Regions from separate parts of the Homo sapiens genome. Here region 1 is linked to region 2. A link is a loop called in an ENCODE intact Hi-C map of the cell type or tissue named here. Cell type or tissue: PC-9. All regions are shown on one strand. Links, peaks and the distances in the headings refer to the core of each region. The heading gives the core; the rest is flanking DNA.

Evidence for each region. A loop is a pair of places that touch in the nucleus more often than their neighbours do. Peaks named below come from ENCODE experiments on the same cell type or tissue, not always from the same donor. Only the 100,000 strongest peaks of a DNase experiment are listed, where the experiment ranks them.
Region 1: it touches region 2 in a loop (6-fold over the local background); 1 of 110 quality-filtered maps calls a loop at or near these places.

Annotation. Positions count from the first base shown.
Region 1 is chr1:93,756,793-93,761,181 of GRCh38, forward strand. It overlaps a transcript of BCAR3 not described here. Among named protein-coding and RNA genes, the nearest start is that of BCAR3, 77 kb to the left of the region's middle. In PC-9, for the core only: CTCF peaks have their summits at 1,985 and 2,187; a DNase peak (open chromatin) is centred at 2,359; H3K4me3 peaks cover 827 bases; H3K27ac peaks cover 4,000 bases.
Region 2 is chr1:93,582,878-93,587,266 of GRCh38, forward strand. BCAR3 (BCAR3 adaptor protein, NSP family member) reads right to left here. Exons shown (of 12, transcript NM_003567.4): 6 at 1,141-1,244; 7 at 1-76. Among named protein-coding and RNA genes, the nearest start is that of BCAR3-AS1, 6.9 kb to the right of the region's middle. RefSeq lists an enhancer at 1,832-2,344. In PC-9, for the core only: a CTCF peak has its summit at 2,029; a DNase peak (open chromatin) is centred at 2,474; H3K4me3 peaks cover 1,044 bases; H3K27ac peaks cover 4,000 bases.

The DNA of each region.
Region 1 (4,389 bases), core at 257-4,256, 170 kb after region 2:
TGATTTTTGGCATCAACAGCACTCAGAGAGTCTCATGGCTTTGATGACTAGTCCCTGGCATTCCTATGGCTGCTGTGCCAAGTGCTATGTAATGGTTATCCCCAAATGTGGGGGTGCCTGGCCTTACAAAATTTACACTCTAGGCTTCTAGAGTTGCCTGGAATGGAAAAGGCAGAGATGCTGAGCTGGACTGGCCTCTTTGGAGTTAGGGAGGGGTGGGGAGGACCTGCAGGCATGTCCCCTGACTAGCTGCAGTTCCAGTTCAGCTCCCACAGTAGGAAAGTCTCTGCCGGTTGGGGTCTGTTCTGGGTCTGATGGGCAGGTTAGTGTGTTTTAGCCTCTGGAATCCATGTTGAGGTGCAAAGAGGAAGACCTTTACTCCTGTCTTCTGTTATAGTGAGGAGTGGTCTTCCAAAAGGGGCACACAATCATGGGGCCTGGGGGCTGAAGCCCGGCCAAAGAAGTTGGGCCAGGCCTACCTGATGACCTCTCTCCTCCACACCACTCTTCTCCCACAGAGGAGTGGAGCAGACAGCAGCTCCCCCCATTTTCTCTTTTCTCTGATGTCCACTTTGCGTTCACATCTCACTCCACTGAGACAGCTGCTGGGAAGTCTCGCTGCACCAATTCCGAGGCCAACTTTCAAGGGAGAGAAGCAATGACTGGGAGGGAAGTTTGCCTAGGCAACAAGGAGTAAGATCATTTTGCAATATGTGTTGGGTTAACTGTTGTATAAATAGTTGACCCTTCAGCGAGCATCACGACTCCTCTGCACTTCATTTTTTCTCCTCTTCCTTCAATTGGGAAAAGGCAATCCTGCATGGGTTGCAGAGGGCTAGGCAGGCATCCTCCAGAGTCAACTCTTCCTCCTCTGGGTCATTCATTCATCACCCTCCCAATCTCTTGGGTGTACAGTCTCCAGGCATTGCTTCTCCCACCACACAGCTTCCTTGCTGGTGTGAGAGTAGCCTGCAGAATGCACATGCTGGCCTCTGTGCTGGCAGCCTCTTGCCCATTATTTCTAAGTGCCATGGGTCAGGTTGTCTGGGAAACAGACTTTGAGAAGGAAATTTACATGCAAATGTGCTCTTGGGAACAATACCCATGAGGGAGAGAAAGGAGGCTCGGACACAAGGTTGAGTAGTGCAAAATCGTACTAGAGGCCTCAACTGATCTCACGGGGAGCTCTGAAGCCAAGTTGGCCCTTCAGAGATATCTTGAATGGAGGGAAAGGAGGAGCCCTTGGTACTGCTGCATCGTCCACTTGTGCCTGGGGCATGTAACTTTTGGGAGGCAGCTCCCACTGGCTGAAGGCAACTCCCAGGGAAGGACCGACCCATCAGCAGGCAGCACTCCCGAAGTCAGGAGGACTAGTGTCTTGGTTCATAAGGGAGATGAGGGCAGCCTGCCTAGCATTTGTACCTGTCAGAGACCAGAGAAAGAGGAGTATAAAGCTGCGGCCTCTGGTCTGCACTGCTCTAGGTCAACGCCTTGGCCTGATCCATCAGGATACAGGGCCAGGGGAGGACAAAGAAGAGTTTCCAGGGAGCCCTGCCAGTGGCTGGAAAAGAACAAGTGTCAGCTGGAAGCTGCAGGGCAGACCCAGTGTGAAGAAGAACTGGCTGCCATCTTGTAGATGGAGCCCAGACGACCAGCTTAAGCCTAACAGGAGAGTTCCAGTGCAGACAAAGAGTTGGTCTGGAAAACACCCCTAATCGGGAGCCAGTTCTATGATGGTCTAAATCTATGACACTTTCACTAGATTCTCAAAGGTGATTACAACCTTACTCTGCTTTGCACTTCCTAGTGTATGTCATTTTTAAAGCATAGCAGACTCATAGGCACTGGGTGAGGAGAATAGCTGAGAAATGTTCTTGGGAACTGAGAAATACTGACCAAAGCTAGGAGTGATGTCTGCCTATCAGCGTTCACCAAGTCACTTTATCAGGTCCAGTGTGGTTCTCTGCTCTGTGTTCACCCCCTGGGTATCACTGCCACCTATCTTTATTTTTCTATTGCATTTGGGAGGAGGGACAGTGGGTGGCAACTGAGGAGAGGCTGTTAGAGAACCGAATAGGAGAAAAGTCCAGCTGTCTGCACTGTGAACCTTTCTCAGGCCATCAGGGGGCTGGTTGGCCAGATGCCAGGGAATGGTGGAAGGTTCTGGGCCTGCATTTCCTAGCCAAGAGCATTCAGTGTATAACTCTTAGCACCCTGTTATCCCTCTCCCAACACTATTGTGCAAAATTAGGTATAACCCCAGCCAGTCATTATCCCCAAACTAACCTCACAAGCATACATCACAGGCTGATGCAACCCACATCCTGCGGCACAGTTAGCCGGCCCCTGACAACAATGTTTAAAGTGTGGCCAAGGGTGAAATATTGCCTCACTGGTCTGAAAAGGCTTTTGCCACCAACAAAAAACCATTATGATAACAGGAAGGCGCCGAAAGCTAAGCATAGTATAGACAGGAAAGATCTCTCTTTCTCTACCCTTCACAAAAAAGAGAGAGGTTTTTAACCCTCCAGTGTCCGGCTAATTTCCTAAGTAACACTGGCCAAGGGTAACTGCAGCACCACACTGAGCTGGGCATTCAGGAGGGGCAGGAGTAGTTCTTGGCTGGAAGGCTGTCTGCCAGACAGCACCAGAGGTGGCACCTGGCTGTGTTACCAAGCGGCCTCTATGGGTGCTAGGGGAAGGAGTGTGTGGAGCAGAGAGTACCATTGGGGCCTCACAAGCAATTTTTGCTTTTTAAGTTTCCTGTTTTTTCTTCATTTTCATGCCAACTGCATCAATCAAACATTTAAATAACCAAATGACAAATGTTGCTGGAAAGCCCACTAGGTACCTGTCAAGCACCACACTAAATGATTCAGGGGAGAGAAGGAACACACCTGCCCTTGCGTTATTTGGAAGAAGATAATACACATAAGAAAGAGAAAATGATAGCCTGATGAGCTGCCATGAGCACACCAGAAAGCCACACAGGAGGTGCTGCTGAGGTCCAGGGCTGGAACAGACCAGTGGCTCATTTTTCCTTTTAGGTCCCACTGTCTACCATGGTCCACGTGGACCATCAGCCACATGCCTTGCCCCTCGCTGGTCTCAAAGGTGGCATGAAATGGAAATATGGTCAATCAGAGATCTCCATTCCTTGGGCCACAGTGAAAGGTCCAGGGATAAACTGGACCTATCCAGTGAGTGGGTCAGTAGGTCAGGGAAAGCTTGCTGGAGGAAGGGTAACTTACGTAAACTAGGTGTGAAAGCAGGAACAGGATTCAGATAAAAAAGCAGGTGTTCCAGGCAGAGACCCAGCAAGTGCCTGGCATACAAAAGGCCATGGTGAATGAATGAATAAATGTGGCCCACAGGAAAAAAAAAAGGCATTTCTGGAGTTTTCGGGCTAACCATTCAGAGAGGTCATCTAAGAGACAAATAGGGGAAGGGAGGGTTGAAAAGAAAGATTAGAATCAAAGGAAGTCTTGCACTAGGAATTAAGGTATTTGACTTTGATCTTTCATGATTTTCAGTGGGGACTCAGCAATAATCCAGCTTATAAGGCGATAAAGGTCTGACTTCGGGTGAGACTCAATGAGAAGTGGGGAGCAGGAGGGTGTCTTCCAGGTATAAAGCATGATGAAGCATGGTAGCAGGTGCTTTACTCACTCCAGTTAGGATGGAAAGGAAGGGACAGATATGAGAGACATTATGGAGACTAATAAAATAAAGATAAATTTGAGAAATCAAATTTGGATGCTGTTGTGGTTGCATTAGATTTAGTTGCAAATGGTAAAAACCTATATAAATTAGCTTAAAAAAAAAAAGAAGAAGGAATGTATTAGCCATGTCACTAGGAAGTGTAAGGAAACTTCTTGCTGCAGGCACAGCTCCACTCATGGCCAGGCTCCTTCTGTGGGCAGGCAAGTGTTCTAGGCAGCCCCAGACTCATCTCCCAGCAAACATAGGTGAGCTTTCCCATGACCTCTGGTAGAAAGGTCCCAGGAGAGACTCTGATTGGCCAGGCCTTGGTCAGGAGTTCATCCCTGGACCTATCACTGTGGCCCAAGGAATAGAGGTCTCTGATTGGCCAGATTTCCATTTCATGGCACCTTTGAGGCCAGAGAGGAGCAAGGCATGTGACTGATGGTCCACATGGACCATGGTAGACAGTGGGAACTAAAAGGAAATATAAGCCACTCCTGTTGGAAGAAGTGAGATGGGACAGCATGTAGGACACTCAGAAATGATAACTACTGTGGTTTTATGCTGGGGCCATTAACACAAATATGGAAAGCAGGAACTTAGGGTCAAGGAGATGATTTTAGGCATGTGGAGTAGAATCCTGCTGGGACAGAGCTGGTGGCAGGAGTCTGCCCCCTGTAGAGA
Region 2 (4,389 bases), core at 44-4,043:
CTTCCCGTCCTGAACACAGGTGAGTTTGGGCAGGGGCTTGTGTCCACACCCGAGGACTGAGGTGGCAGCTTGCAGCCTGTGGGGGATAAGAAAAGGTCAGAGAAAGCTCATCTGTGTGGAGAATATAAAACAAACAAAACCAGAGTGGCAGCTCCCCAGCCCTCCATTCATGCCCTTGGGCTTCAATTTTCATTTTCATTTCCAAAAGAAAATTCAGTGTGACTGTCCCACGCCCAATCTCAGGGAGTCTACAGCATCGTGAGGGCTGGGCTGGGCTTGCCCCATCCCACACTCCTGGGTGCAAATAGAAATCCCGGGGACTGCTGACACCTGGGCTACAAATGTTGTATGGTCATAGAAGGCTGGGACAGTCAGAATGATAAAATATATGAGCGAGGAGGGCATGAATAATGTAATCTTGCCCTAAGAAACAGAAGTCGTTAGCCACCTAAAATGCCACTCTCAAAGGGTGGATCCCAGCCAGCTTCCAAAGGAGAGCTGGAGACAGGGAAGGGAAAAGAGACACTGGGGTAACCTACATGGAGGTAGTTTACGCAGGGGCATTAGGAAAATCCCTTTGTGGTCCCAGGGAAAGTCAGTTATGAAAATAATGAAAACAACCCCCTGTCTTACTAATGTAACTGCTTAGTAGGTCTCCCCATACCCCATACCTTATCACTCTTCCAGCCTTGGAAGCAGAATGGAGAGGAAGGGGAGTTGGCCTGGACAGCTGTTCTGCCAAAAGCCCCAGGATCCACCCGCCCACCCGGGAAAAGGGAGTAGGCTCATTTGTCATGAAGACTACCAGTTTTTAAATGGGCTTGAATCAGAAAACCTGGGTTCAAATGCTGGGTGATTCTGGACAAGTTACTTAACCTATCTGTGCCTCAGTTTCCTCAGCTGTGAAATGGCAATAATCATGCCTACCCTGAAGGCTTGCTACGAGGCCTAAAAGCTGGCATACGGTGTCTAGCTCAGTGCTTCGCCGCCGGATATAATTCTGCAAACCCATTCCCCTCCAGGCTGCAGGCCTGAGGCCTTGTGTCGTTTTCGAATGAGACAACTAGATGGGGCAGGGTAACAGCCTGAAGGAAACCAGGGTAACACTGACGTTCTCCCTGAAAATTCCCCGAAACATACCAATCGGCAGGTAGCTCTCTGACTGGTGGGCTTTGAGGGACAAGGCTCTTCTGTCCTGCATGTGATCCAGGCAGGCGGGCTGGCTACCACTCTTTTCTTTGTTTCTGAAGTAAAAGACACATAGGATGGAAATGTGTTACTAACGTGTAAAATAAAACTTTTAGGCAATGCCATGGGAACTTAAACAAAAACAAAAAAAAAGAAAACTGCTCAGAACGAGAGTGCTACAGCATACCCTAAAAGTAAAGGAATGACCGCTGGAGAAACAAATTACTGATGGGACGATTAATATATGACTGTGTTGTGTACTCCATCCCCCTGTCCCCATGACCAATGCAGCAGCTGAGTCCTAGGATGCCTCCTCTGGGCTGTTCCATCCTGTTGAACAGAGTAGGGTAAAAGTTTTACGATACTCCCGGGAAAATCTGATGAACTGGAATGTGTACTTTTAACAGAGCCTAAAATTACTTACAGGCCCAGAGGGAATGGCTTGCCTAACTAACATGCATTTTCCACATGCTCCATAGTGTTGCAGTTAGGAAGGAAGCTGTGGGGAAACTTCCATTTTGGTGCAAATCTCAGCATCCCCCAAATAACCTGCAGGACTGCCTGGGGAGGCTGCCATCCCCAACCTCCTGGCTGCTCTCGGGGGACCCCCACACAGCCTCCTCCTGCTGAGCTGGGAAAAGGCACCGGCACGGTCACCAAGCAGCAGTTGGGAGGCACACTGTGTAACCACACAAGGAAAAGGTGGAAGGTAACTTTCAACACACTCGCTGTTATTCCTTCTGTCCCTTTCCAATTCAGACTGGGAATTTCTCCAGCACCAAGCACCAGAATCTCCCTAGCTAGAGACAGAGGCACTGCACCAGCCAAGTTGTTATGAACTTTAATTGGCCTTCCCATAAGCATAAAACATTGTTATGTTACAGAAATCACGAAGTTCTTTCCTACCTTTACAAGCACCAAAGAAAAAACAAATCAAAAAACCCCCAAACTCCAAGGAACAGAGAAATTCCAGCAACCTTTCGAAGATAAGACAAGACCGAGGGCAAATTACAAAAGGAAATATCTCCCGAGAAGTGATATTTAAGCAGTGACCACTGCGGCTGGACTCCAGGGGCCAGAACGGCAGGGTGTGGAATGCAACCTGCCTGTGAGCACACACCTTCGCCCAGGGCAGGCCACCAGCCAGCCAACTAGCAGGCCCGACGTCAGGGCAGGTGGCACCTGGCCAGAGCTGCATAAGGGAGCCACTGAAGGACACTGGGGCAGGGCAGCAGGCCATGAGCCATCTTTTCCCCTCCTCCCACTTAAACATTTCTGGGCGTGCTGCGTGTACAAAGTGGTGACAAGTTCTAGGAGGATCTGCATTCCAAAGGGCAAACAGAAAAGTGGCTCTATTAGGCCTGACTTGTTGACTTAAGAGACTTAGTCTTTTTTTCATTTCTTATCTTAAAAAGTTTTTAAACCAGGATCATTCAGGGCCAACTAGGAGGCCTTCCCTGCAGCAGTGGTTCTGTTATCCTGCCGAATACACTCCCACTCTGTGCATGACATTAATTCCCTGCTTCGACCATTCAGCAGCCTATCCTTCCCAAAGGAAACAGAAGAAAAGGTACCCCTTCTAACACTGTAAGGCATCTCAAGTCCAATCCTATTACTATGAAAAGGAGGATTTCTAAATATCAGGTCTTGCCTCCCTCCTTGCAATTGCCCTGAGTTTTTTTGTTTGTTTTGAGACAGGCTCTCGCTCTGTTGCCCAGGCTGGAGTGAAGTGGCATGGTCATGGCTCACTGCAGCTTCAACCTCCCAGGCTCAAGCAATCCTCCCACCTCAGCCTCTCGAGTAGCTGGGACCACAGGCACACACCACCATGCCCAGCTAATTTTTATATTTAAAAAATTTTGTGCATACATAGTAGGTGTATATATTTATGGGGTACATGAGATGTTTTGATACAGGCATGCAATGTGAAATAAGTGTATCATGGAGAATGGGGTATCCATGCCCTCTAGCATTTATCCTTTGAGTTACAAACAGTCCAATTACACTCTTTATTTTAAAATATATAATTGTTTTGACTACAGTCACCCTATTGTGTTATCAAATAAGTCTTATTCATTCTTTCTAAATTTTTTGTACCCATTAACCATCCCCACCTCCCTCCCATCCCCTACTCCCCACCCACTACTACCCTTCCCAGGCTCTGCTAACCATCCTTCTACTCTCTGTGTCCAAGAATTCAGTTGTTTTGACTTTTTGATCCCACAAATAAGTGAGAACATTTGTCTTTCTGTGTCTGGCTTATTTCACTTAACATAATGATCTCCAATTCCATCCACGTGGTTGCAAATAACAGGATCTCATTGTTTTTATGGCTGAATAGTACTCCACTGTGTATATACACATTTCCCTTATCTATTCAGCTGTTGATGGACACTTAGGCTGCTTCCAAATCTTAGCTATTGTAAACAGTGCTGCAACAAACATTGGTGCAGGTATCTCTTTGATATACTGATTTCCACTCTTCTGGGTATATACCCAGCAGTGGGATTGCTGGATCATATAGTAGCTCAATTTTTAGTTTTCTGAGGAACCTCGAAACTGTTCTCCATAGTGGTTGTACTAATTTACATTCCCCTCAACAGTGTAGGAGGGTTCCCTTTTCCCCACAATCCTCACCAGCATTTGTTATTACCTGTCTTTTGGATATAGGCCTTTTTAACTGGGGTAAGGTGATATCCATTATAGTTTTGATTTGCATTTCTCTGATGACCAATCATGTTGAACACCTTTTCATATGCCTGTTTGCCACTGCAGTGGCATGATCTCGGCTCACTGCCTCCTGGGTTCAAGCAATTCTCCTGCCTTAGCCTCCCTAGTAGCTGGGACTACAGGCGTGCACCACCACACCTGGTTAATTTTTGCATTTTTAGTAGAGATGGGGTTTTGCCATGTTGGCCAGGTTGGTCTTGAACTCCTGAACTCAGGTAATCCACCTGCCTCGGCCTCCCAAATTGTTGGGATTACAGGCGTGAGCCACCATGCCCAGCCCATTTGTATGTCTTCTTTTGAGAAATACTCATTTCTCAAAAGAGCAAATCTTTTGCCCATTTTAAAAATCAGATTATTAGAGTTTTTCCTATAGAGTTGTTTGAGCTCCTTATATTAATTTTCATATTTTTTGTAGAGACAGGGTTGTGCCATGTTGCCCAAGCTGGTCTTGAACTCTGAAGCTCAGGCAAT